2 separate regions of the Mus musculus genome follow, and region 2 is linked to region 1. A link is a loop called in an ENCODE intact Hi-C map of the cell type or tissue named here. Cell type or tissue: left cerebral cortex. All regions are shown on one strand. Links, peaks and the distances in the headings refer to the core of each region. The heading gives the core; the rest is flanking DNA. Region 1 overlaps Gm31340 (a long non-coding RNA gene). Region 2 overlaps Gm31340 (a long non-coding RNA gene).

What was found. Peaks named below come from ENCODE experiments on the same cell type or tissue, not always from the same donor. Only the 100,000 strongest peaks of a DNase experiment are listed, where the experiment ranks them.
Region 2: a loop joins it to region 1, with 2.1 times the contacts of the local background. A loop is called at or near these places in 2 of 42 quality-filtered maps.

The regions. Positions count from the first base shown.
Region 1 is chr15:8,863,532-8,866,444 of GRCm38, reverse strand. Gm31340 (a long non-coding RNA gene) reads right to left here. Exons shown (of 5, transcript XR_383822.2): 5 at 1,962-2,166. Among named protein-coding and RNA genes, the nearest start is that of Ranbp3l, 100 kb to the left of the region's middle. In left cerebral cortex, for the core only: no CTCF peak of the experiment used is centred there; DNase peaks (open chromatin) are centred at 834 and 1,183; H3K27ac peaks cover 758 bases.
Region 2 is chr15:8,813,850-8,816,762 of GRCm38, reverse strand. All of the region lies in intron 3 of Gm31340 (a long non-coding RNA gene), which reads right to left. Among named protein-coding and RNA genes, the nearest start is that of Gm31340, 100 kb to the right of the region's middle. In left cerebral cortex, for the core only: no CTCF peak of the experiment used is centred there; DNase peaks (open chromatin) are centred at 856 and 1,247; H3K27ac peaks cover 1,445 bases.

The DNA.
Region 1 (2,913 bases), core at 243-2,742:
AGTCCAAAAGGAGTTTGCAGCACATATCTGTGATTCTGATTAAAACACAGAACACAGACCGGGGAGCCTGAGCCAAAAGTAAGGAGAGTCTGTGAAGGCTGGAGGTTGACAGCAAAGAGGTGTGAGCTGGTGGTGAAGAAGACAATGGCTTTAGGAGGTATCAGGCAGAGACAAAAAGCAGAGACCAGTACCAAGAGCATGAAGCATACTGGTCCTGCTGACGTGTGACTGGGAAATTCCTTGACCTGATATGAAGAGAGAAGAGAAAGGCACTTTAGGCCACAATGGTATCCCTAATGGAAAGCAGGAGGAGCCCTTATCTCAGGGAAGGTGACCACATGCAAGACCAGGTGGGTTGTCTAAGCAGGATTGAAGGGGAGAGCCTTTATGTGACTCATGACTCTGAATGACCCCAGACAGCAAGTCACCTCACACTCCAAATGTCTCTTCAGTGTAGAGATGTGTTTCTTCAACAAAAGTGTATGTTACCTTAATGTGAAGGTCAGGAGAAATAATTTATAGCCAAAGAAGAACTTCTCACAGGGCTCTCCGACTTCCCCATAAATACTCTGGAGTGTTTGCAGGCCTGGCTCCTGGGATTCCCGTCCCCACCAGAGCCTCTGCCTGTTGGCATTCAGCTTCTGCCTCAATGAGGAAATTGGCTATTCCAGTCTCACACAAGGAATTAAGGTCAGAACAATACAGTATTTTACAATCTAGTACAAGCTGCGTTTATCTGGGGCTTTTCATGCGTGGCATCTTAAAGCTCCTTATGACCCTTTTTTTTTAAGTGGAGGGGGGTATTTAAAAGGGAAACCCTTCTAAAAATTCAAACCCCCACTGAACTAAATGAGCCATTGAAAGTGAATTGGACTTAACAGTGCCCTTCAGACTGGGAGCAGAGGCTCCACTCCAGTGAAACAAGAACTACAGACTCAAAGGAAGTAACAGCCCAGAGAGAGCTGCACGGGGCCTGAAATGTACCCTTGGCCCTACATTCATGGGTTTGGAAATCTACTAAGGGCACAGGAATCTGTGGATTGAGAGAGTTAGGGAGCAGAGTTCTGACTCCTCCTCCATGATTCAGGAGGCCAGGCAGCACCTAAAGGCCACCTTGTGGCCCCTAAAGTGCTGGTACCAGCCTCACTAATTGCTCTGCCATCCTCTCATTGTACCAAAGCAAAACGTGTTCCAATCGGTTTTTGGATTCCAACCCTAATCGCAGTTCCTGGCCCTCCCATTCCTGGTTCCACTTCTTGGCAGTCTGCCTCCCTCTCCCCTCCTCTCCCCTCCCCTCCCCTCCCCTCCCCTCCCCTCCCCTCCCCTCCTCTCCCCTCCCCTCCTCTCCCCTCCTCTCCTCTCCTCCCCTCCGCTCTCTCTCTCTCTCTCTCTCTCTCTCTCTCTCTCTCTCTCTCTCTCTCTCTCTCTCTCTCTCTCTCTCTCTCTCTCTCCTCCCCTCTCTTTAGTTCTCAGCACCCAGGCTCATAATTGGATTTTGTTTCTTGTGGAGAGCCAGTTCCCTATCAGATACCCTCTGACAAAGTCATCCCTTCAAAGAATGACAACACTGGTGGATGACAATCTGTGGATCCACCAATACTGAAAGAACTCTCCAGTGTCACCAGAGGGGCCTGGGACTCAAACTGGCTGTTTGCTAGACTTTCAGAGTTCAAGTTTCCATAGAGCATTAGGAGTTAAAGAGAGTTTGTTTATTTTGTTTGTTTTGTTTAATTTTTTTCTAACATGGGAAATGCATGTTATTGTCTTGGGCTATTAACATAAGGAACACTGTTGGCTCTGATCCTTTCAATTAACAAATCGTGGCATAGTTTTGTTTCCCTTCTTCTTGCTGGTTTTTTTTTTTTTTTTTGGAACAAAGACCCAGAACGAGACGAAATCGGTATAAGAGTACTTTTAAATGACATTTAGAAAGGTTTTGTTTTTATTTTTCATTTTTAATTGTGTATATCTGCACGTGGGTATGAGCATGAGAGTGGAAGCATCCTCAGAGGCCAGAGGGATTGAGGAGGGATCAACTCTTGTGGAACTGGAGTCACGGGTGCCATGAGCCCACTGGCACAGGCATAGGAGTTGAACGAGGATCTTCTGCAAGAATATGGTGTGGTCTAAACTGCCAAGACATCTCTCCAGCCTCCAAGTTACTTTCTTTAAAAAAAAAAGAAGAAGAAGAAGAAGAAAAGAAAAAGAAAAAGTTATAAATTATACATTTTATGGAAGTCTGACCTCTTCCAGAGATTTTAGGAGAAAAATGACTAGTGCTTGCACAACGCTGTGTGTACTGCTTGGTGCAGGCCTACTGGGTGCTCAGTACGGGCACATGTCTACATCCAGCTAAGTAGTTATGCTTTCAAAGCTCTGGCATTGATCTAGAACTAGTCTGAGCCTTGTCTGCCCCTTCCTGCTCCATACTTGAATCCTTTACGCCTCTCCTGAGATTGCTCCATCTTCTTTAGTAGTTTGGACTAATAACTTCATATTCTCCTGAGCCCCTGAGAATGACTGGTGCAGTCAGTAGCACAGAAGAGTCTGGGCCTATGAGTTGAAAAGTTTCATCACATCTTGATGATGTAGCTTAAGTGAAGCACTAATACTTCTGCTCCTTGGTTTCACCTTCTACATAACTGAGTGTATTCAATGAAGTGGCACCTAAGTTGCTCACAGTTCCAACACACATGCTTTTTTGTTATAATTAAAATTTTCATACAATATGTTGTGATTATATTCCCTCCCTCTCTCTTTAAAAACCAAAACATAACAACCCCCGCGCCCCCCCCCCACACACACACTCACACACAAATTAAAACAAGACAAAAAATAATGTCTGTCTTAGTCAGGGTTTCTATTCCTGCACAAAACATCATGAGCAAGAAGCAAGTTGGGGAGGAAAGGGTT
Region 2 (2,913 bases), core at 188-2,687, 50 kb after region 1:
GAATAATTAGAGGCTGGTTAAGTAAGTTAGGAAAGCTTGGAATTCACAACTACAGCCAATTCTAGACAAGGTGATGAAGTTGCAAAGTTTTGTATTTGGCTGCTCTCCAAACTGTCCTGAGAATCTCTCTCACCCTCTCCCTCGTCTCCTACTCCCCTTCCCCCTTGTGGCTCTGAGACTCTCTGTCTTGGCTTCTCACCCCTTGGGGAAACTCCTCTGAGGTTCTTTTTTCTCCCACGGAACCTTCATTCCTTTCCCACTGGTCTCTGCTGGCTGAGACTGGCCAGTTAATGGGGTGAGGCAATTAAAAATGGGAGTCCTTCAGTCTAGTAAAAACATGAGATTTGAAGGACTTAAGATGGTATAACTGTACATGATTATCTTTTAGGAGAAAAGCCTTCTATTTCACCATATTCTAAAATATGTCTGTGATCCCACATAAAGTTAAAGAAACTGTGACAAGGCTTCCTGTTAACCACAGTGTGATGGAGAAATGGATATAATAAAGAGGGTTTTGGTTCAGAGCTAAGTGAGGGAGGAAAGGCTATGTGGGCAGGAAACAAGGTGTCACACTCGTGTTGCCTTGGAGACCACATCCACCAGCCCCTTGCTCAGGACCACCAGCAGTTCATCTTCTCAGGGCAAGTGGTTTGCTTAGAACACAATAGCTTCCCACTTACAAATCACAGGCAGTGTCTGAAAATTCCAAGGTATTTATCAGGCTTAGGATGCCACCCAGTTTTGTCATAATCAAGAAAAATCTAGGCTGGGTAGCAGAAGGTGTGGGCCAGGGCTGGGGAGGCCGAGTTTGAATCCCAGTTTTACCACTAAGCTGAAGAGCCAGCTCCTGAGAACTGCTTATCATCTCTGGTCCTCAGATCCCTCATCCTCAAAATATCCCAGGCAGCCGTCTCCAGTCCTGAAACCCTAAAGAAGCTGCCAAGTGTCTACTTCAAGTAAAATTTCTATACTTTTTATTATTAAAAGACCGTTTTAATAATAAAAAGTTTCCATATTTGAAAGGAAACATTATCCGGCCAAACACTAAGTTGTTTTCTTCCTCCGTAATATGTTAACATCTTGTCCCGAGGAGCAAAGCCTTCTCTTGAAAGCCTCAGAACAGTTTGTGGCGATTGCAGTCCTTGTCTCAGAAAGATTAATTGGAAATGAAATCTAAGGAAGAGAATTCAAAGCCCATTTCTATGCTTCCTGCTTTGTAGATCTTCTAACATGTAAATGGACCGTTACAAAGAGGATTAGCTATTAGAATGGTCTGCGTGCAGTCCATCGTTCAGCTCCCAGTTCATTCCTTGCCAGAGAGTCCCAGCTGAGCCGCATCTTAATGGCCTCCTTTCATCCTTCAGGGGGATGAACTGCATACTAACTCCAAGACCTGTGTTTTCCAACTTCAATTTGACCACAACTTTAACAAACTGTAGACTCTCCCCCAACTCTCCAATGGTGCTTAAAATATGAAACAACAAAACAAAACTACTGGTAATAATTGTGAGGAGCTCTTTTCTCCCAATATTGCTTTTGATCTTTGTGTTTTATCACAAGTAGAAAATCTAAGACAATGAATGGATAGAGAGAGGGGGAACTTATAGGAACAGAAATGATTCAGAGACAGCTGCATCAGCAAAAGCCCACACCATCATGGGTGACAGACAACTTATGAAAGCTGGAGCTCACTGCATGAACTGTGGGCAACTCAACAGACAGGAAACTCTTTCAGGCATCTCAGGTAGCCTGAGCCTCTTCTGGGAAGTTGTGCTGGTGGTCTAAGAGCATCTCTCAACAGCCACTATAGGTTATATATGCTTGGGAAGGTAGGGATCTAGTATATCTGGTCGGTTTCAGAGACTTCCTGAACTACTGAAGTTGCTTATTTCCTGTGCTTAATGAGCTTCCCTGAAGGATGGAATGTTTCACCCCCTTAAAACATTGGCTCTCAACCTGTGGGTTGTGACCCCCTTTGACACACCTCTAACTCCAAAAATATTTACATTACAATTCTTTTGTTTTGGTTTTTTGAGACAGGGTTTCTCTGTGTAGCTCTGGCTGTCCTGGAACTCACTCTGTAGACCAGGCTGGCCTCGAGCTCAGAAATCTGCCTACCTCTACCTCCCAAGTACTGGGATTAAAGGCATGCGCCACCACTGCCCGTCTTACATTACAATTCTTTTTTTTTTTTTTTTTTTTTTTTTTTTTATTTATTATATGGAAGTACATTGTAGCTATCTTCAGACACTCCAGAAGAGGGCGTCAGATCTCGTTACGGATGGTTGTGAGCCACCATGTGGTTGCTGGGATTTGAACTCTGGACTTTCGGAAGAGCAGTCGGGTGCTCTTACCCACTGAGCCATCTCACCAGCCCTACATTACAATTCTTAACAGTAGCAAAATTATAGTTATTGAAGTAGCAACAAAAGTAATTTTATGGTTAGAGGTCACCACAACTTGAGGAACTATTTTAAAGAGTCACAACATTAGAAAGGTTGAAAACCACTGTCTTAAGACATCTTATTATGTCATCTCCCTTTTAACATCCTACATCTTTTTTTTTTTTTAAAGATTTATTTACTTATTATTTATTTATTATATGTAAGTACACTGTAGCTGTCTTCAGACACTCCAGAAGAGGGCATCAGATCTCATTACGGGTGGTTGTGAGCCACCATGTGGTTGCTGGGATTTGAACTTTGGACCTTCGGAAGAGCAGTCGGGTGCTCTTACCCACTGAGCCATCTCACCAGCCCAACATCCTACATCTTAATCAACTTTCTTCCAAGATGGACATTTTATCTCAAAGGAACATGCTATGTAGCAGTAGGACAGGCCTCCACTGGATAATCAATGTAACTTAGAAAAAGATAAAGATATCTTGGTTTGCTTTCTCTTGCTGTGATAAGC